Regions from separate parts of the Homo sapiens genome. Here region 2 is linked to region 1. A link is a loop called in an ENCODE intact Hi-C map of the cell type or tissue named here. Cell type or tissue: sigmoid colon. All regions are shown on one strand. Each heading gives the region's core, and the rest is flanking DNA. Links, peaks and the distances in the headings are about the cores only.

Region 1 (10,255 bases), core at 799-8,798:
AATTAATAGCCCTATCAGGAATCAAGCGGGTATGCCAGAGAGAGAGTTGAAAACAGTCTGGGTTTTCATGCTGCACCAAAATTTAGTGAGCTCAAAAGACTTATTAACAGCAAATTTCCCCTAAGCAGCATGTTGTCAAACTAGCCTGCCTCACTAGGATGCCACGAAAAAATAATAAATGGAAATTATTGTAAAAATATAATTTAAAAAGGACAATGTGTCTAATAGAGTAGCACTCCGGAACCTCAACCTTACCCCCTTTCTAACCTTGAGATCTAAGGCTTAGATCTAGATTTCTTTCACAGATGGGTGTAAAGGAGATGCCTCTCCAGGAAACCAGCTGGTCGCCACCACGTCCAAAGGGCTGGGAGGTGCATTCGCTGTGCCCGCGGGGCTCTTTAGAGGTTAGGATGGTGCTGACTCATGCTGCAAGTTGTGCAGCTGTGGAGTGTGTCAGATAGAGTGCAGACAGTCTGAACTTCAGAAGCTCGTGTGTCCCAGGTGTGCAAATCCCACATCAAGTAGCACAGGTCAAGGCTTAGGACACGCCCAGAATCTAATGTGTCAGATTCATGAATGATTTTGGCAAATATTCCTCTTGCCTGACTTTCCTACATTTTCTCTCCTTTTCACTATAGCAAATATATCTTTATTTATGATTCTCACCTCATTTAGTTAAAACCTTTGCTAAAAGTTTATTTTTATTGTTACCGTGATAACAGCTAATGGCATGTGAGTGTTTACTGTGTCAAAGGCTCTATGATGTATAGTTTAGGGGGATATCTTATTGGATCCTTGAAGAAAAATGCCCTGGAATGGAAAATCCACGAGGCTGTGGCCTCTTAATCTGTGCTGGACATTTCTGGATCCGTATGTCTGGGCAGTAGTAGGTGCTCGATGGATATTTACTGAAGGAATGAACAAACGGATAGAAGACTAAAAGAACAATCTATGAAGCAGGTGCCTTATTATTCCCATCTTGTGATATGCAAGGTTAAGTGGCCAATCAATGGTGGCAATGAGATTCAAAGCCAGGCAGTCTGTCTGCACAGTCATGCTCCTGGGTGCATATGTTTATTTAGGCCTGTGGTTTTTGCTTTGTTTTGTTTTGTGTTTTAATTCACCACTTGCTTTAGCCCTAAAGTGCCAGCCAACAGCCTTGAAAAATAAGATTCTCAAGGGTTGTTTGAACACTACCCCCAAACTGTGTAGCCAGGGCTGGCCCCTGAGAGCTAGAGATTATCGTCTTCATCAGAATTAGCAGAGAAAACAAGCCAGAGAGACAAGTCCAATCAGAAATAATGCAGAGGAGCCAAGATGCCGATTTCAGAGAAAGGCAAATCAGCGGATGGGGAGGGCCTCCAGCCTTGGCAGGACCAGCAGCTGTATCAAACATGAACTGTTGGGAAATGTAGGTGGTGAGACAAAGTGAGCACAGGTCAGGGTCAGTGAGTGAAGGACCCGTGGGGCGGGAGGCCACGAGCACCCTAATACTTACCTCAAAGGACAAGCATTTGAGTTGGCTCCCAAAAACCAGCCCAGTGTATGATTTCTGGCTGGGTATGTCCAATGCTATGGACCAGAAGTAAAGCAGGTAATTTTTTTTTAAATGTATTTTAATTTATTTTATGTAGACCCTGTTGCTGTGTTCAAGCAGGGCCACAAGAGCAGGAGTATGTGATAAAAAGTGAGGACAGGCCGGGTGCGGTGGCTCACGCCTGTAATCCCAGCACTTTGGGAGGCCAAGGCGGGCATTTGAGGTCAAGAGTTTGAGACCAGCCTGGTCAACATGGTGAAACTCCATCTGTACTAAAAATACAAAAATTAGCTCCGGTGACTGAGGCAGGAGAATCTCTTGAACCTGGGAGGTGGAGGTTGCAGTGAGCCGAGATCATGCCACTGCACTTCAGCCTGGGCGACAGAGCGAGACTCCCCCTCAAAAAAAAAAAAAAAAACAAAAAAAAAAGAAAAGAAAGAAAGAAAAGTGAGGAGAGGGCAGCTCTTGGGCCTGACCTCTGTTCCTAATGCAATTGCAGGACTGAAGAAGAAAAAAGTACTTTTCATGCATGTCCCTCTGTTATTCTCTCTGCCTTTCTTCTACTTGAGTCCTCTTGCCCTTTCTGACATAATGCTAAAGGTTTCTAACGATGCCCCTCTTTACTGTCTTATGTTACATTATGCCTACTTGTGTTCATAGACAGAGTCATATTTAGTCAAGGTACTGACCACAGGTCCTAATTTTGCAAATTTTGGTTAGACTTTCTCGACATATTTTTGGAGTCTGAGTCTATGCCAGAGAATCAGTGCATGCTAGGCTGAGTTGGTGCTGGTTTGAGTTGGTGCTGGTTTGAGTTGGTGCTGGTCCGAGTTAGTGCTGGTTTGAGTTCGTGCTGATCTGAGTTGGTGCTGGGCTGAGTTTGTGCTGGTTTGAGTTGGTGCTGGTTTGAGTTAGTGCTGGTCCGAGTTAGTGCTGGTCCGAGTTAGTGCTGGTTCGAGTTGGTGCTGATCTGAGTTGGTGCTGGGCTGAGTTAGTGCTGGGTTGAGTTAGTGCTGGGCTGAGTTGGTGCTGGGCTGAGTTGGTGCTGGGCTGAGTTAGCGTTGGGCTGAGCTGGTGCTGGGCTGAGTTAGTGTTGGGCTGAGTTAATGTTGGGCTGAGTTAATGTTGGGCTGAGTTAGTGTTGGGCTGAGTTAGTGTTGGGCTGAGTTAATATTGGGCTGAGTTAATGTTGGGCTGAGTTAGTGTTGGGCTGAGTTAATGTTGGGCTGAGCTGCCTATTTTGCATTTGGGGCTCCCAAAATTCACTTCCTGCTGCAGCGCAGATTGGATGACCTTCAAGGCTCTATTTCACTGACTTTCAGCTTTCTTGACGCCAAAGCCACAGAGCATTCTTGAGTTGGAAATTACCTCTTTGCAAAAGCAAAGAGCACTGTAAAGAACTTGGCCTGCCCACTCCACAGTGATATTCCATAGGCTCAAGTTTCTGTGCCACTTGAATTCTAGCAGTTTAGCTCCCTGCCGTTTACGTGCCAGCAGGGATGAATGTCCTGACAGCGTGTGTCCACTGTGCATGTGCTTCCACTTGTCAGCATGGGCGAAGCCCAAGTATGATGTGTAGACAAGACCACCGCTTCTCTCTGCTCCATTCCTGCACAAGCCACACACAGCAGACTTGTATTTCTGTCAAGGGCTCCGGTTTTCCATCATCTATTTTTTATAGCACTGATACTCAACCAGTTGCAGCAAATGAAGGGTATTATTTCTGGTTTGAGGGCATCGCGATGCTGATTTGCCATTCCTAGGAAGCAAACTCACCGTGTTGGGCTCTCATTTTACCATGGGAGACCCGGCTCCACAAAACGTAAGTGTTTGGAGATGCTTGATATTTTCACAATGTAAATAACAATTTCCCCATGCATGAGGGGGAAGGGTCATATCATAAGATGGGAGAGGGATGGAAATTTTATTAGGTTCAATTTGTGGCAGGGTGACAGTGGGTTGAAGACAAGCAAAATAATTTGCTGTGTCCTTCAGTTTCTTAGTGTATCATTAATCTTTGAGAGAATTTGGGTATATTCTGAAGCAACTTGGTAGCATTTCAGAATCAGTGCCATGTGCTCTTTCTGAAATGTCACATCTCCTCATAGCAATGTGCTCTCCATATAAAGTAAACCTGCATTTTTAGATTTTAAAAAGAGTGATGAAGATTTGGAAACCAAGAAGCTTAGAGGGAACCATTTCTAAAGGACCAGAAGCCCTCATCCTGAACACACACCTCAATACGCACATCCCCTCATGCACCAACAAACACATAGACTTTCAGAATTTCCCTGCAAACTAGCAATAACATCAATTTAGAATGCTTTTCGCTTATAGTAGATTTACTTACAAGGATTAGTTAAATATCAATAACAAATACATGCATTTTAAGTTGCCCAATGTTAAGTTTCAAATCTGTAGCATATTAATTCCACCAGGCCTTTGGTGGTTTTGCAAGAGTTAATGCCCTACAATTCATTTCTCTATGAATATTTTTCACATTTTAGGTGTATAGCTATTATTGCTTTTTCAAGCCTGTGTTTTGTTTTGCCCTATATTTCCAACTGTAAGACTATTTATTCAGCTTTTTGACTTTGTGAATGTAATTAACATTTTAACTGGTAAAAAAGAAAATACCAGTCCAACCCATACAAATTGCTATTTTTCAGTGTTCCTATGTGCCTATGCTTTATCCAGCAGCAAGATCAATAGAACACCAGGGTGGAGACAAGTCAGCTCTCAGCTGCATTATTCACTTGCTATGAACCTTGACAGCTCATTTGCAAGTTCACACTTTTTTGATGCTAGAGTTCTTGAATCCCTGACAGCTGAACCTTCTAACTCCAGCTAACTATGCAAATAGAGAATGGAACCCAGAGGGTCCCCTTGCACTGGTATCACTTCCAACATATTATTTTGGTCAAACACACCAATCAATTCTTCTTGAATGCTTTCTAATAAAAGGAAACAGTATGTGGAGAGTGAAAAAAAGGGAGACTTGAAAGTGTAACAAAATAAGCCTGAACTTTGTGAGAGTCACAAAAAGAATTCAAGGCCTAATATTTAATCAAAATTAATTTAACAAAATTGTATTAAGACTCCTCCCTTAGACCCACTTGGGGAATGTTTCGGATGCTTTTTCTATATAAAGATATGTTTAATCTGATAGAGCAAGTGGAATTTTTATAACCCAGAAAAATTATTTATTCTTAGAAAAGAAAAAATCCTGGACATGTGACCAGATATGGGAAAAAATATTTAGGGGTGACATTTTTTGGCACGAAACAAAAAGAAAATAGTTTTTTTATGAAATACTTGGCAAAGTAGAAAGCTTAAAAATATTTCGAAACTTGCCCGGTTGCAAAACCACACAGCATGTCTTGTTTTTTCTGTTTTGGGAAAAGGAAAATCTCCGGGCTGGGATCGGCTTTATGAATCCCAACACTTCACTTCCCCTGACAGGAATTAGTTAAATCAACTGAAGTCCTGTTGGAATGCCTCGCCTGTCATCTGTTCTGCACAAAAATGAAACACATGGCATTCTAAGAAAATCCCGAAAGCAGCCAATTTCTCAGAAAATATTTGAATGACCCTGGAAGGTTAATGGCACAGTCATTTACACGAAAATTGCTTTAGATGTGGAAAGGGTATTGTTCTAGGGTCAGTAAAGTGTATGTGTCATCTCAAAGCTCCACATAAACAGGCTGTCTCGATTGACTTGGAAGTGGAGGCAGATGTTGAGGAAGGCGTGGACAGCACAAAAACATTCTGTGATTATTGCTTCTTGATGCCGTGGCTTCCCTCTCACTGTTTTCCATCCCGTAGTGTGTCCGTTTCACGAAGCAGTGTGGCTGCCATTGTGAAGGGACACCTGAGCGTGGCCCACACTGGGGAGCGCCTGTGCCCCTCCGCCTCCTCCCTGGAGCTCCCAAATGTGTTTCTGTAGCTGAGCGGAGGGTGGAAAGGTTTGCTTATTGGCAGGAAGCTTCACTGCACTGTTAAAACTGTTTTCCCATTTTACCTCAGAACTCAACATGAGGTCTCGATCTTTAGACGGTGGACAGACCCTGACTTCGTGAAGGTTTTGCATGGTCAATGGGAAAGTCCTTGCCTTCCTCATATCTGCCCACCACGCTGCGGTGCCCATCCCCGCAGAGGCAGCCGCCTTCTCCACGGCTGGCCTGAGACCCTGCTCACGGCCCCACCCCTCGGGTCCCCACCTATGCTCCGAAAGCAGGGTCTCCGAGCTCTCATGGGTCTCACAGGCTGTCTAGGTTTTGACCAGACAGTATTTTAGGTTTTATGTTTCATGACAGAATTCCCCGTTTCTCCCCACTGCCCACTTTATTTTAATGGAATTTCTTTTGAATTGCACCTGTATTGTCAGCACAGGCCTCCCTAAACGGTACAGCCATCCAGGGAGGGCGATGGTTCCAGTAAAGGAGCAGACACATTCCTGACCCTGATGGAGGAGACGGGAGACCACCTGCTCTCCACACCCCCTGTCCCCAGCCACTTTGCTTTCTCCTGCAGCCAGGCCTGGGCTGCTGCGGTTCTTTTCTATCAAACCTCTTTATACCCCCAACCTGGAACTTGAAAGCAGAGGAAATTCTAAGCAAGATTAACCTCTCCTTCTATCTTGCCTTGAAAACAGTAAGGAAGCAATGCTTTTGGAGCACTTAAATAATTGCTGAAAAGGGAAAAATCGTGGGCAATTCTGACACCAGTGAGCATTGCCAGTTCTTCCTTCAGGCACTGTTCTATAGGGAAGGAGGTTAGAAACTCAGATTCATGGATGTTGCTAAGAGCAACCCGGAACTCAGACATTTTTCACTGTGCTTTCCTTGGCATGCCAACTCGAAGGAGAAATGTTAGCAATGGGGCACAGGGAGAAACCGTGCCAGTAGGTATGGTATTGTTAGGTAAAATGGAGCAGCCTTGCTTGTTTGGGGAACCTTTCAGTCTCCCCAACTATGGACTATCGGGTTCCTGATTTTCCAAGTCCCTGCTGAGGGTGGGATGTTGTGTGGATGATGTCTTTCCCCTCTGCAGTGGTTGTGGCACACACAGACGTGTGAACCTTGACCACAGGCTCGACACACCCTGGTGTCATCGGGTGGGTTGTGTTCCAGTGGCCCTGAGCCAAGCAAGACCCCAGGAAAGACTCTGGAAAACTGAAGGGGGCTGGATGTCACCCACAGTACATACCTTGTGCCTGTAACGAAGCAGGCACTGGTTTCATTTAGGAAAGGTATTGTGTCCGAAGCCCCATTTTTAGACTGTTAAAAGTATACAAACAGAAACGAACACCGCCATCATTAACTGACAATCTGCCTTCTCTTCCTACTTTCTCTGGAGTCTCAGGTCTGCCCAGTAACCTCCAGAATGCCCAGTTGCTTTGTGGTCAGGCTTCTTTTACCTTTGCAGGCCCAGGGCACTCACAGACCAGGCAAGACTTTTAAATGAGAACATCAATTTGCTACTTGCTTTAATCCCACCATTGCCTTAGGTGCAAAGCACACTTTTTTATTTTAATAGAAGCCCAGGCTTGCACAACACCACCTTCATGAAGATTGGTCATTTCTGAGGATGACAAAACCACAAAGTTTATTGAGATTGCTCCTTCATTGACAGTCTCTAAGCACTTCAGAAGCAATGACAAGGCAAACTCTGTGGGATGATGACAAGGGTCCCTCGCGCTGCGGCAGTGGAGAGTGTGTCTGAGCCAGGCTGTCTGTGGGGAGACCCCACCCCACCCCTGAGACCTGGGTGACTTGGCACCTGTCCACGGCTCTGCTTCTCCATCCACAAATGGGAAATATCACAGGCCCTGCCTTGTGTGTTATTGATATAAGAACTTGGAAAAGAGCTTGCTGTAATAGTAAGCATGGTAGATGTTGGCTGCAATAAATAATTGTGTTGCTGGGAACTCAGCAACATTAGGATAATATTAAAAATAAAATTTAAAGATTTTTCTGGGATATGTGTTAATTGCAACGGTTAAATAAGGTAAACTTCATGAAGACATGTATAGAATTTTAGTTATCTATAGGTAAACTACTTATTTTAATTCATCATGGACTAAGGGGACAAAATTGCACCCACACACACACATACACACACACAAACGTACACACAGTAAATATTTTCATGATATCGTCTAGGGATGTCAAATTAACAAAAATTAACATAAAAACAGATGCATTTTCAATGAGATTATCATCAGATATTATTTATGAACAGCTTAAATAGAATGAAGACTTGGAAGGATTTGGGGGAAGGCTCGCATGTGAGTGTGTGTGTTTGTTTGTGTGTGTGAGTGTGTGTGTGTTTGCCCTTTTTTCCCTTTGTTTTCAGGATAGTTCCATTTAGAAAAAAAAGCTTTCCTACCAAATTTGCAGATATCTGCAAATAATATTCTGCCAAGAAGCAAAAAAAAAAAAAAATAGTTTACTCTGATTCAATGGAAGCGAATCTCCTAGGATGTCCTCCTAGCAGAGGACATGTTGCTGTTAGAGCACTGACGTATCTGCAGAAACATGCCTTGCTTTTCACCGTGAAATCAGGGCCATCCCTTGAAATAGGCTGATTAGGCAACTGTCTCATGAAGGGATATGAGGACCCCTGGCAAGTTCCCACCAGCCCCCAGGCAGCTCCCCACATCCCATGACCCTCTTTTCCTACCTGGTCTCAAATTCCTGCTCATTAGGTCAATCCTGTGTTTTGAAAATGCACAGGCCTTGTATAAAATTTCTTATAATGTGTCTGAGAGAGGAGTGTGATCCTTTTCTGTCTGCACAGTGTAGAGCCTTAAATGGTCAGATAAGCTGCTGCTGCAGCCATATAAGTTGTAGAGAGCAGTCCCTGAAAGGGAATTCCAATAGTGAAAAGAGTCTGCAACAGAAGATTGTTGCCAAATTTAGAGAAAGAAAGGATCCTCAAGAGCTGGTGTAATGATCAAGGATGAGGGGGACCTGAAGAGGCTTCCTTGCACCCTGAGTGGTTTCAGGTAGAGGGAAGGCTTTGAAGCCCCAGTAGGGAGAAGGCTATGGAGAGAGAGAGCATTTTGGGAGAGCTGACTTTAAAATGCTGGAAATGACTTTGCTTGCCTCTCACCCTTCCTAGCTCCCTCCTCTCCCCATCATCCTATGCAGAGTTGGAAAGGACTGGAAAAGCAAGGAGGAGGTGGGAACGGCAGATGCGAGGGATATTAACACTATGGCCTTTGCTGTGCTGCACCCTTCCATTCTATTAAAATGCTGACCAGTGGCCACACAGGAAGCTTTGTCAGAGGAATTTTGTATGAAATAGGGGGCAAGGAAAGAGGAACTGAATCAGCAAAACCAACCATGAGGCTGCCAATATCACCCTGCCTGCTTCACCCCCACCTAAAACCAACTCTGGGTAAAACAGCCCCAATTTCCCCTTTTCTATATAATTAGCTAATGGTGACTAATTGTAGTATGTAACAAACTAAAAACAGTAAGTATCCACCCAGTTTCCTTTCCGCGGTGTTTGTTCTGAGAAGTAGGTAGGTATCAAACTGTGTAAAGAAAAGAATATATGATGATAACGTTGTCCTCAGTTTGATCTCGCCGCTGTTTTGGTTGTTTTGGGGAGTGTGGGGCAGACCCCACCCACCTATTTATTGTGACATTTCTTTTCTAGAGCGAGAATAGGACAGACTCGTATACCATTCTGATCTGGGTGCATTTCTTCAGAAGGTACGCTGTCCTCACGGGAAACCGCCCGCCACTGCCTGGGTTTGGGGCTGATGAGGCCAGGAAGAAACTTAATGCGTGCACTCTAACAAAAAGATTTCCCAGTAAGTTAAGAAAATAAGACGGTGGGCACCAAAGAATATGCGCATGCCCTGACATCTCCTTGACGTTCACGTACGTGCCACTCCCAGCAGCATGTCTGTCTTGAGAACCTGCACAGACACCCTTGATTTAGGCTGATTGATTTGCAAGAGGGCAGGGGAACATCAGAGGAAATGAGGCCAGGAGAAAGCAAGGATATCAAGAGAACTCGCTTTTTTCTCCCAGAGTGATTGTTTTTGAATTCTTCACTCTGCCTTATTTCAGAGTGGAATAGCAAGCTGTAGGTCTAAGGCACATGGCGAAGAAACTGTAACTGATCCCCTTGTCCTAAAGCGCCTTCCTTCATGCTGCTTCTCCCTTCCCATGTAGTGTCTACCTCTTCTAGAGGATGCCTCTTGGTCACTGATGCTTCACCGGGGACCAGGAACGCCCTTATCCCCAAGCACACACCTTGTCTCAGCCCCTCCAAGCCCCTCCAGCCCACCAATGTGCAGTTTCCTGCTTCTCCACCTGGCTCTGCCCAGTGGGGCTCCAGAGAAGCACGGGATGGGCCCTTGCTCCAATGTCACTGTTCGCTGTTTCGGGGCCAGTGGGCGGACCCCCGCTGGCCTGCTGGCTCCCAGGCCTCCTGGCTCTCTCTTTCTGAAATCATCACACTCAAGGGTTATCTGGATTTTACCACCACCACATATCACTCATCTAACTCAGCATGGAGAAACTTACCCAAATCTATCTCCCCAAAAGCAAATTTATTTAGCTCTCTTACCCCTTCAAGTAGCACTGGTGCAGTCTTTGGATTGCAAAAGAAGAGACACCTAGAGGCTCTGTTTGAGCCACTGTATCAGTTTCTAGAGCGCTGCAACAAAGTGCAACCAATTGGGTGGCTTGAAACAAC
Region 2 (10,255 bases), core at 1,567-9,566, 62 kb before region 1:
AAGTCCCTGTACTTACTTCTCGCTGAGGACAGCCAGCTTCTCAGAGGCACTGAGTCCTCTGAAGAGGTAACACCACAGAGGCAGCAGCCTGGCTGGTGGAAATGTGCTTCATTAAGCCTTCGGCTGCATGGAGAATCCTCTTCCACCTATTGAGAGGAGTCAGCGACTTCTGCCTCACTGGGTCTTTTTAATACCAGATATTTATACTTCATACAGGTTGCCTACACTTTATGCTACTAAACAACAAAAGTTTAAGAGAGCAACGCTTGGCTGCTTAAAAATGAGCCTTTTTGGTAGATTATCAAGATGCCTTCACACCCAATTATTTCAGTTCTCTGTGCTAAAGTTAACGAGGGAAAGGAGATTAGATAACAATAACCTCAGCTGTTGTTGTGCTATAACTGTGTCATCTGGTGAAGGGTTTGAGCACTTTCCAAAACGCGTGCATTTAACCCGTCAGACGTATTCTTGCACTATAGTAAATACTACATATTTTAGTTTGCTCAATATCTCAAAATCTAGGTTTCAAAATTTTTATAGCATAGTATTACTAGTAGTTAAGATGAAAATTGTATAACTGCTTGGTTGCTCTGCTACAGTGTGAATAGACCGGTGTTGTTGGATGGACCTAGAGCGCCAGGCTTAAACCAGTTTACGCAAAGGGAGGTCAGGAGAGTGGTGAATGGCAAGAGAATGGAAAAAGGTACAGGTTACTTCTGCAGAATAAAAGTTACAGGGAAAACTTGACTCGCTTTAGAATGGCAGCCGGAACAGAGAGGCCCTCAGCAAACAGGTCAACATACTGCATATTCAGTCAGTATTTGCTGAATGAATGAACGGCTTACAGCAATCAGATCTTCCCCGGTGTTGTGCTAATGCCAACACATGATTAGAAAGTGCTCTTTGAATCTACAGATAAAGTGACAATTCAGACATTTTTCTGATTTTTTAAAAATCAGAAAACAAAGGAGAAGAAAAAACACATGAAAATTTAAAAAGGCTATTATTAAACATATATATATATATAGTCTTCCTGGTGAGAAGCATTATACTTTAACAATTATATAAGACAGAAATATTACCAGAAGCATAGATAAAGCTCAAATGCAACACATCATATGGTGAATAATTCAGAAGATAAGAAAAACTGATTTCTAATCTCAATTTTTTTAAAGCCTCTTGGTACAGTCACATTCATCAAGAAATATAATCAACCTAAAGAGTTAAAATTTTCTTTTGTAAAATAAAAAAGAATAAGAAAGAAAAGTTTAAATCCAGAGTTATAAAATTGAAGATCTTCATTTTAAGGCTTTAGAATATAGTTGAACAGAGAGTTCAAGACAGAAAGAGGTATCAGTCTGGGAAGACCTTTTCAAGTTAAAAAAAACCATAGAAGCTGCAAGACCTTACACAGTCAATCAAAATATCTGCTTCTGATTTAACTCAAGAAAACAATAGAAACCTATTAACTAGTATTCAGTCAACTACGCAAAAGATTATTCAAAAAATGTTCAATTTGTTCACTCCAAAAGATATTGATAATAATAATAATTTATATAGATTTCACTCTGTACTTGCTACCATCCCAAGAGTTTTATGCATATTAACTTTTAATGAAAAATCTGGAAAATCACAAAATCTATAAGTATAATACCAAATACTAAAAAGTAGGGACTTTTAAGGACGTTTACATTGGAATTTCTCAGAAACATTTTCTGCAATCTTAAATTATTTCCCAAAGAGGGATTTAACATTGAATCGCTTTGTCTTAGATGCGCCGATACCACTTTACATGTTGTATTATTTTTATATCATGTTAATGAAGTGTTTTGACGTGTCCAGTCTTTCCATGTGAAAGTGACCTCCACGAGAGAGCAGTCTTGTTTACGTGTTTTTACCCACCATCTTGCCATGTCCACTACCAAGAGTGAACGAAGGATGGCTGAGTAACTAGGCCAAGTCGGTTATTGTAACAAATAAAATTCACACCCAAGGAAAGGGACCTGCTGAAAGCAAGGTAACCTGCGTGTGGTTCCATGTGACTTTCATCAGGAGAAAACTGATCTGGTCTACATATCTTTAAATGTTTGTTTTGTTATGGGTTTTTTGTTTGTTTGTTTTTGGTCAGTATGCTTTTTGGGTAAAACACTAAGCTAAGTATCAAAGCAATCCTTTTTAAGTCATCGAGACTTTTTCAACGGAGGAAACATGACGCAACCAAAAATGATTTGGCTCATTTAAACCACTTGTAGAATTTTTCCTCCGAATTTAACCTTCTGAGCAACTTAACTACATATGAGTTATGTCTGACAGTTAAGAAAATAATAAAAATATGAGAAGGCACACTTATCTTCTTTGTCAGAGAAACCATATCTGTTTTGGGAGAAGGGCTGTCTTAGGGCAGTAACTCAGATGACTGATAATATATCCTGAATTCTTTCACACTCACTTTATTTAGAAACATAACTTTTTATATGATATGTGTTCTGAAATCCGATTATATCACTCACTGACTTCCTTTCCACCATAGATTTAATTTTACAGGACTAATATAACTCATTTATATAATGATTAATATGGCTTTTTTAATTAAAAAAATCTTCCTTCTAAAGTGTGCCAAGGATTTTGACTACATTTTCAATTAATTTTTAGATTTATTGGCAGAAGAGCAGAATTACCATCACCCTTATGTTGTAAAAGTAAATGACAATCAAAGCCATAAATAATATAGTTTAGTTTGAAAAACCACCTTCCTGTTGACCCGAAGTCCCAAATGTCCTGTCAGTGCTTTATATTGACGGTTATCTGGTAAAATGATTGGATCTATGTATTATTATGTGGCATAATATTACATCATAATGATTTCGAACCCTAAGCTTGTGCTTCCTTTGAAGATCGAATTAGGAAAACATACCCTTAAAACGGTGCCTCACTTTTTTTTGGCTCTGGTATTTAATTTTGCAACTGTCAGGAACAAAGAGATTATGATCAGAAAATTATGTTTCCTGGGGAATGTTCTGTTAATGAATTGCCTCATTCCCAGGCTCCTCAGTCATGGTATTGCATTCTGCCTTTAGCCCAGCCTGTGAGAAGAGGTGCTGGGTTTGCATGGTGCAGAAAAGGCCTGAGAGGAGGAGAGAACAGGAGCGTAAGGATAGGACCCAGAAGGACTCTGGCCCTCTAAGTATTTGTTACCAATGGGATCACTGAACCACTAGAGCTTTTGAGTTCAGTAGGAATTAGGAAAAGTGTTGCCTTGAAATTTAAATGTTTCTGCTTCCAACCAAAAGCAAAGCATTGGAGAAATCTGCATGCACTCTCGCTAACCCCTCAGAGAGTGAAAGAGTATTTTATCTGGTCAACAAAACAGAATGGCCTCTTGTTGATTGACATGGAGAAATATCACCCGTTTAAAGGTCAGATTATTAATTTGTCAGTGCATTCTCTTGGGAAATAAAATCAGAATTTCATCTGGCAAGTGTCATGACAGGTGACACATGATTTTTAAGACTATCACCAAAAAACTATATCTGCCCAATATACAGATCAGTACCATGAGTTCCTAAGTGCCAAGTGGCCCACAGTATCTGGAGTTTCCCCTCCTGGTAGATGGGCTTGAGCAGGCAATGATGAGTTCTCTGCTCTCCTCTTCCAGACCTTGAAGACTGTTGTCCCATTTGTTAGTATGTTAGTGTAAGTTAGCTGATTGTATTCTTTCTAATTTGTTTGGTATTGAAAAGATGGCCTTGATAGGGAACGTGGAGAGCGAGAAAGACCTAAGTTCTGGGTACAACTTAACAAGTGGTCAGACCCAACTGTGGATGTCGAAGTTGTAACTGTATATTAAAAAAATCATACTTGCATTTTCATATAATTTACTCATTCATTTATTATACATCCATCAAGGACCGGAGGAAAAGATGAGAGAATAAGCCAGGAAGCCATTGAAAGAGCTTACAATTTAGTGCAGGAAGACAGGAACGCTAGTTACTGTAATTTAAGATAGAAGGTGATGGAGTGCTATAAGGCAGATATAATCAATGCATTTATTTATTCCTTCAAAAGACATGCGCAGAAGTAACTTATACAATAAAGAAACTCTTTGATCGTCTTAAGCAATGGAGTTCCAGAAGATGATAATAAATTGCTCAGAGAATTGAAGTTTGTTAGAGGATCGGGAAAGATGGATTAGAGAAAATGGTATTTTAATTGGGGCTCGAACAAGGTGGGATTTTGACAATAGTGTGGAAAAGCAAGCTTTGTAGCATCAAGAATTGTTTTATACCACTCACATGTATTTGGCACCCCCTCAGTGCTTTCATGTAAATTGTTGAGTCTGGCTCAACAGCCCTGGGAGGTATGCACTATCATCACTGTTTCACATGAGAAAAGAAGAAACTGAGGCTCAGGGAAGTGCTCATTGGGTTTTACCTGTTACGAGTCAGTGGCCAACTTTGAGATGAACTTTTTGAAAAGAACTTTGTTCTTGACAGTTGCTAAAGTGCTGAGATTAAAGCACATGGAAAGATTAAGAAATGTGTTTACAACTCAAGAGCATCACACACAGAGAGAGAGAGAGAGAGAGAGAGATGATTCAGTTAAAAAATGGGCAAAGGGCCAGCATAGATAGTTTTCCAAAGAAGACATACAAATGGCAAACAGACGTATGGAAACGTGCTCAACATCACTAAGCATCATGGAAAGGCAAGTCAAAACCACAGTGAGACACCACCTCACACCTGTTAGGATGGCTATCACCAAAAAGTCAAAAGATAACGAGTGTTGGTGAGGATGTGGAGAAAAGGGAACCCTTGTAAGCTGTTGATGGGAATGTAAATTGGTACAGACATTGTAAAAAATTGTGCAGAGTTTCCTCAAAAATTACAACCAGAACTACCATATGATCTAGCAACTCCACTTCTGGATATACATACAAAGGAAAGGAATAAATATGGAAACAACCTAAGGACCTGTCCATGGATGAATGGATAAAGAAAATGTGGTGTATATACACACAATGGGATATTATTCAGCCCTAAAAAAGAAGAAAATCCTGCCATTTGCAACAGCATACATATGAGGACATTATGGTAAGTGAAACAAGTCAGACAGAGAAAGACAAATACTGTACAATCTCACTTATATGTGGAGTCTAAATGTTGAACTCATAGAAACAGAGTCGAATGGTGGTTGCCAGGAATTGGTGGGGGGAGGAAAATGAGGTCAAAGGGCACAGACTTTCAGTTATAGGACAAATAAGTTCTGAGGATCTCATGCAGCGTGGTGACTGTAGTGAATAAAACCACATTGCACACTTGCAGCTTGCTAGGGGAGTAGATCCAAATGTTCTTACCATCCACAAAAAAGATAAGAAGTGATCACTAACTTGATTGTGGTGATCAGTGCACAGTGCATGCCTGTATCAAAGCAGCCCGTGGTTCACCTTAAATGTCTGCAGCTTTGTCAATTATACCTCAATACATCTAGGGAGAAAATGGAGTATGCTTTTAAGGGTATGGAAGCAACAGGTACAATTAGGAAATAAAAGGATGGAGGGGGCCCAGCTAAGACAGCAGGAAGAAAAGAGGAGAGAGGGAGAGAAATGAAGAAAGAGCTAAGCCCATGCACAGCCCTGGGGAAGGCACCAGCAGCAGAGAAGAAAGCTGCAAGGGAAGCAGGGCTACCCCAGGGGCAAGATCCCAGGGAGGACAGCAAAGAGATAGGCCCAGGGACCGAGGACAGCCCAGCTCACAGAGGGGAGACTGTGACCTCTGGGACACTGGAATGAATTGAGCAAGTGAGCTCCACTCCTGAGAGCCAGAAGGACAGTCAGGGAAGTTCCCAGCGGACGCCCAGGAACGGCACTGACTCACACTCTCCTCCTTCATACGCTGGGTCTGAAAGTCAAAGACTCATTTAAAATTATTACTATAAATCTCTATGACTTAGAAAGTCTGACGCAGGTGAGATTTCTTGGATTCAGTCTTTTTCATTGAGGGGAATATGTTATAGGGTGATTGCTAGTGGTTAGAAGCATGGACTTTTTGTATTTTTTGTGTTTTGAGATGGAGTCTTGCTCTGTCATCCAGGCTGAAGTGCAGTGGCATGATCTTGGCTCACTGCAACCTCTGCCTCCCCAGGTTCAAGCAATTCTCCTGCCTCAGCCTCCTGAGCAGCTAGGATTACAGGCGTGCACCACCATGCTCAGCTAATAGTATTTTTAGCAGAGACGGGTTTCACCATGTTGGCCAGGCTGGTCTCGAACTCCTGGCCTTAAGTGATCCGTCTGCCTCAGCCTCCCAAAGTGATGGGATTATAGGAGTGAGCCACTGCACCTAGAAACATGGACTTTGGACTCACACATTGTCGGGTGGGAGTTCTGGTTTAGAAAGCCGATTGCAGTGAAGTAAGCCGAGGTACGAAACCCTCTATGCCACAGTTCCCTCATCTAAATGAGTGTCGCCATAGTCCCAGGCATTAAAGGCACGTGTGTTGGATGTTGATGAGAGCACTGCATCTGACGCAAAGAAGGTCTCACAGACGTCAGCCACTACTGGTGTTGGTTGTTCCTGGGAGTTTATAGAAAGACTCTCTTCCAAATTCCTGTGCTCTAGTTACTCATCTCTAAGTAAACTCTGGAGTCTTGAGAAGCCAGGTACATGTGTAGTTTAAGGGATGGGCGGCTGCTTCTGCCACTCTTCAGGGAGATCTAGGCACCACTACAATTCGTGTGAAGTGTAAGTCTCAGCGACCTCAGCGGGACTCTAATGCTCGTCCTACCATTTGCAGTGTTTGATCTGTGGTGTTAAAAGACTCAGGCTTCTCCTTTTACATAGTATTTGTTAGAAAACTTCCCACTACCCGGTTTGCTACCACTATAGCCAATGTCACTGGGCATCTCACGATTCTCTGTAGCTGTTACAACAGCATCAATAGGTTCTCTAAAATGCAGACAATGGAAAGGAGTTGCTAAATTTGTCAAACTTTAAGTGAATCTCATGCTTATTTTTTTGGTATGTTAGGTGGCTCTTCTTGGTGGAAGGCTCACAACCTGTAACTGACTCCAGAGCTTCTGCTTACCAATTCCAGAAAACTAGGTTTAGAGTATTTCCTCTGAGCATTCCTTCATGTGCTTTTATGAGGCTAAGTCTCCTTCCCTATATCCAAGATGGATACTTCGGGAAGGTAACATGTTCTAGTTCTCAAATTGATGTCAGTACATTTATGTTACTTTCTTCTCTATTTTTGGAGCAGTGAGGGAATAATGGGAATTTATACAAATAAAGCACATGAGTATTTCAAGTTCAAAAAAGAAGACAGGCTTCTGGGTGGATCAGGCCAGTGGGCAGATGGTGATGCTGTTAACCAAAATGGGAATGGAGAAGACCTGTTTTGCTTTGCTTTTGATATCAGGGCAAAAACGTTTAGACATGTAGAACTTTATATCTTTGCTGGAAACACTGGTAGGCAGTGAGCAGTGCTGTTCTGGGTAGCAGAAAGAATGGGGCAAATCAGGGCCTCACATGTAGCCTAATTCAAGATATGGACTGATGGTTGCATACAGCTTAATTAAGCATATATACTAGCTTTCGAGACGCTTTTTTCTGATAAGAACATGTTTAATTAATAAGACTATGATGATGTATTTTAAGTCACTCTGCAAAGAAAGATCCACTTTTTTTAAAAACGAGGCTTTTTAAAAAGCTATTAAGTGTAGTTGCTAAGTACACTTAGGTTAAATGTTGAAACTGCCTCCACGAGTTTTTTCTGCTTGTCACACGTGAATTTTAAAAGCAACTCATAATCTTTTTTTCTTTGTTTAAAACGGTAATACAGGATTTGACTGGCCTAAATGTCATTATCAGGAAGAAATAATGCAAGTTAAAAAACCCAGGATATTGGGCCAATTTTAGTGATTTTATAGAGTTTGATATTGAGCAAAAGTTATTTATTTTATGTTGAAGTTGTTAGAATCACAAGTTTATTCTGGAAAAAATAAATAAGGATTAAGATGATACATTATCCTAAAGAGTGGTGGGAGGATTGAATGGATTATGTATTCTAATTGTGTAGGGTGAGGTCTGGCATGTGGGAGATGCTAAACAAATGTGAGCAGGCATTACTATCATTCTTGGTGTATGCATGAGTTCATGTAAAAGGCACACACCGTGCACCTCTGATTCTCCAGGCTGCGTATGTTCAGTGGTGACTAGTCGACTTGCTACTCTTGGTGACTGTTCAGTCTTTGGGATGAGGGAGGGGAAACTGATAATCCCGCAGCATCACAAGTGCCGAGGCAGAAGGAAGGCACAGAGTAGAGTGTGACTGACCCTTCTAGGCAACTTCAGTGTGTGCATGGTGAAGGCAGGGGCATTAGATGGAGAAAGCATTGTCTGCAGGTGAACATGGTGTGAAAGCACATTGCAGGCTGGATGGTGCGTCTGGAATGTAGGAACAGTAGGGAGAACCGGGCGTGGGGTGGTGTGGGGGCATGGAAGAGCTTTGCAGTCACATAAAGTTGGAATTCATTCCCAGCTCTGTAGTGCTAACTTGGTCTTGGGGAACAGGCTCCTGGGCTTTTCCTGACCCCTATTTCCCTACTTAGGGGGAAGAGATAATAGCACTTACATCTGAGTATTATCATTAGGATTAAATGAGATTACTGCAAAATGACCGGCATAGCGCCTGGCACGTCAGAGGCAGAATGAATGGCCACCCATGCCTATTTTTGTCATCAGCATCAGGATCATCATCATGTTAAGTAGTTTGGGTTAATTCTTTAGGGAAAGAAAAAGAGAGAAAGAGAGAGAACCATTGGAGCTTCTTTACAGAGGAAAAGTAATGATCATATTTGTGGGTGAAAAATATATAACTGGTAACAGTATCAAATTAAATGAAGGGCACAAGAAAAGATTACGAAATGATAGTGTCGATGAATTCGACAAGAGGAAAACTTGGGCATGAACTAAGGTGACGGGGCCGGGAGAAATGAGCGAGGGATGTAATCAGTCAAGCCCTGCTCTGTGTCAGTCGCTCTCCTAAGTGTCTGGAACGCATCTGAAACAGTGTCTGCCAAACAGTCTTCGGCACAGACAGCTCTACTCGAGTGTGGTCCTGCGTTGCTAGAGGCGCATGGGATGCATAGAGTGAGGGAAATCTGGGGGTACCCGTGGCTTGTGGAGGAGCCTCTGAGGTTTCTCTGAAGAAGTGCGTGAGGTGGGGCCTAAGAATATGTCCACATTCGCTCTGGAAGCTGCCCAGCCCCACTGTGACCAGGGAATAATAGCGTGGCCACAGAGCCCAGGCATGCCCAGCCCTACCGTGACCAGGGAACAGCGTGGCCACAGCGCCCAGGCATGCCCAGCCTCACCGTGACCAGGGAACAGCGTGGCCACAGAGCCCAGGCATGCCCAGCCCCACCGTGACCAGGGAACAGCGTGGCCACAGAGCCCAGGCATGCCCAGCCCCACCGTGACCAGGGAACAGCGTGGCCACAGAGCCCAGGCATGCCCAGCCCCACCGTGACCAGGGAACAGCGTGGCCACAGAGCCCAGGCATGCCCAGCCCCACCGTGACCAGGGAACAGCGTGGCCACAGAGCCCAGGCATGCCCAGCCCCACCGTGACCAGGGAACAGCGTGGCCACAGCGCCCAGGCATGCCCAGCCCCACCGTGACCAGGGAACAGCGTGGCCACAGCGCCCAGGCATGCCCAGCCCCACCGTGACCAGGGAACAGCGTGGCCACAGCGCCCAGGCATGCCCAGCCTCACCGTGACCAGGGAGCAGCGTGGCCACAGCGCCCAGGCATGGAGCGATGGATTTCATATAAATCTGCAGGGCCCTGGGAGCCATTGGTATGGCTGGAATGCAGGATGCCCGATATGGAGAGATAGTGAGTAAAATCGAGCAAGCAGACCAGAGCCAGATGGCAGGGCAACTGTGAGACATTTCAAGCAGGAAGGTGAAATAGGATTTCCTTTATAAGATAGTTTCTCTGTTGTGAGAGCACCACTGAGGTAGGGTGGGAATGAATTCAAGAATTTCACATAGGGCCAGGTGGGGTGGCTCATGCCTGTTAATCCCAACACTTTCAGAGGCAGAGGCAGGAGGATTACTTGAGCCCAGTAGTTTGAGACCACCCTGGGCAACACAGTGAGATCCCATCTCTACAAGAAAATTTAAAAAAAATAAGGGAATTTCCTGTAGGAGGACAGTACAGTAATCCAGGAAGAAAAGATGAATGGCTCAGCTGAGA

The links. Hi-C counts contacts between places; a loop is a spot of excess contacts. Peaks named below come from ENCODE experiments on the same cell type or tissue, not always from the same donor. Only the 100,000 strongest peaks of a DNase experiment are listed, where the experiment ranks them.
Region 2: a loop joins it to region 1, with 2.2 times the contacts of the local background. A loop is called at or near these places in 2 of 110 quality-filtered maps.

What each region holds. Positions count from the first base shown.
Region 1 is chr4:185,733,105-185,743,359 of GRCh38, reverse strand. SORBS2 (sorbin and SH3 domain containing 2) reads left to right here. Exons shown (of 27, transcript NM_001395207.1): 3 at 9,206-9,261. Among named protein-coding and RNA genes, the nearest start is that of SORBS2, 74 kb to the left of the region's middle. RefSeq lists an enhancer at 5,692-6,261. In sigmoid colon, for the core only: no CTCF peak of the experiment used is centred there; DNase peaks (open chromatin) are centred at 4,959, 5,385, 7,287 and 8,122; H3K4me3 peaks cover 3,440 bases; H3K27ac peaks cover 588 bases.
Region 2 is chr4:185,796,002-185,806,256 of GRCh38, reverse strand. All of the region lies in intron 1 of SORBS2 (sorbin and SH3 domain containing 2), which reads left to right. Among named protein-coding and RNA genes, the nearest start is that of SORBS2, 11 kb to the left of the region's middle. RefSeq lists enhancers at 9,045-9,560, 9,561-10,077. In sigmoid colon, for the core only: no CTCF peak of the experiment used is centred there; DNase peaks (open chromatin) are centred at 6,517 and 9,067; H3K4me3 peaks cover 698 bases.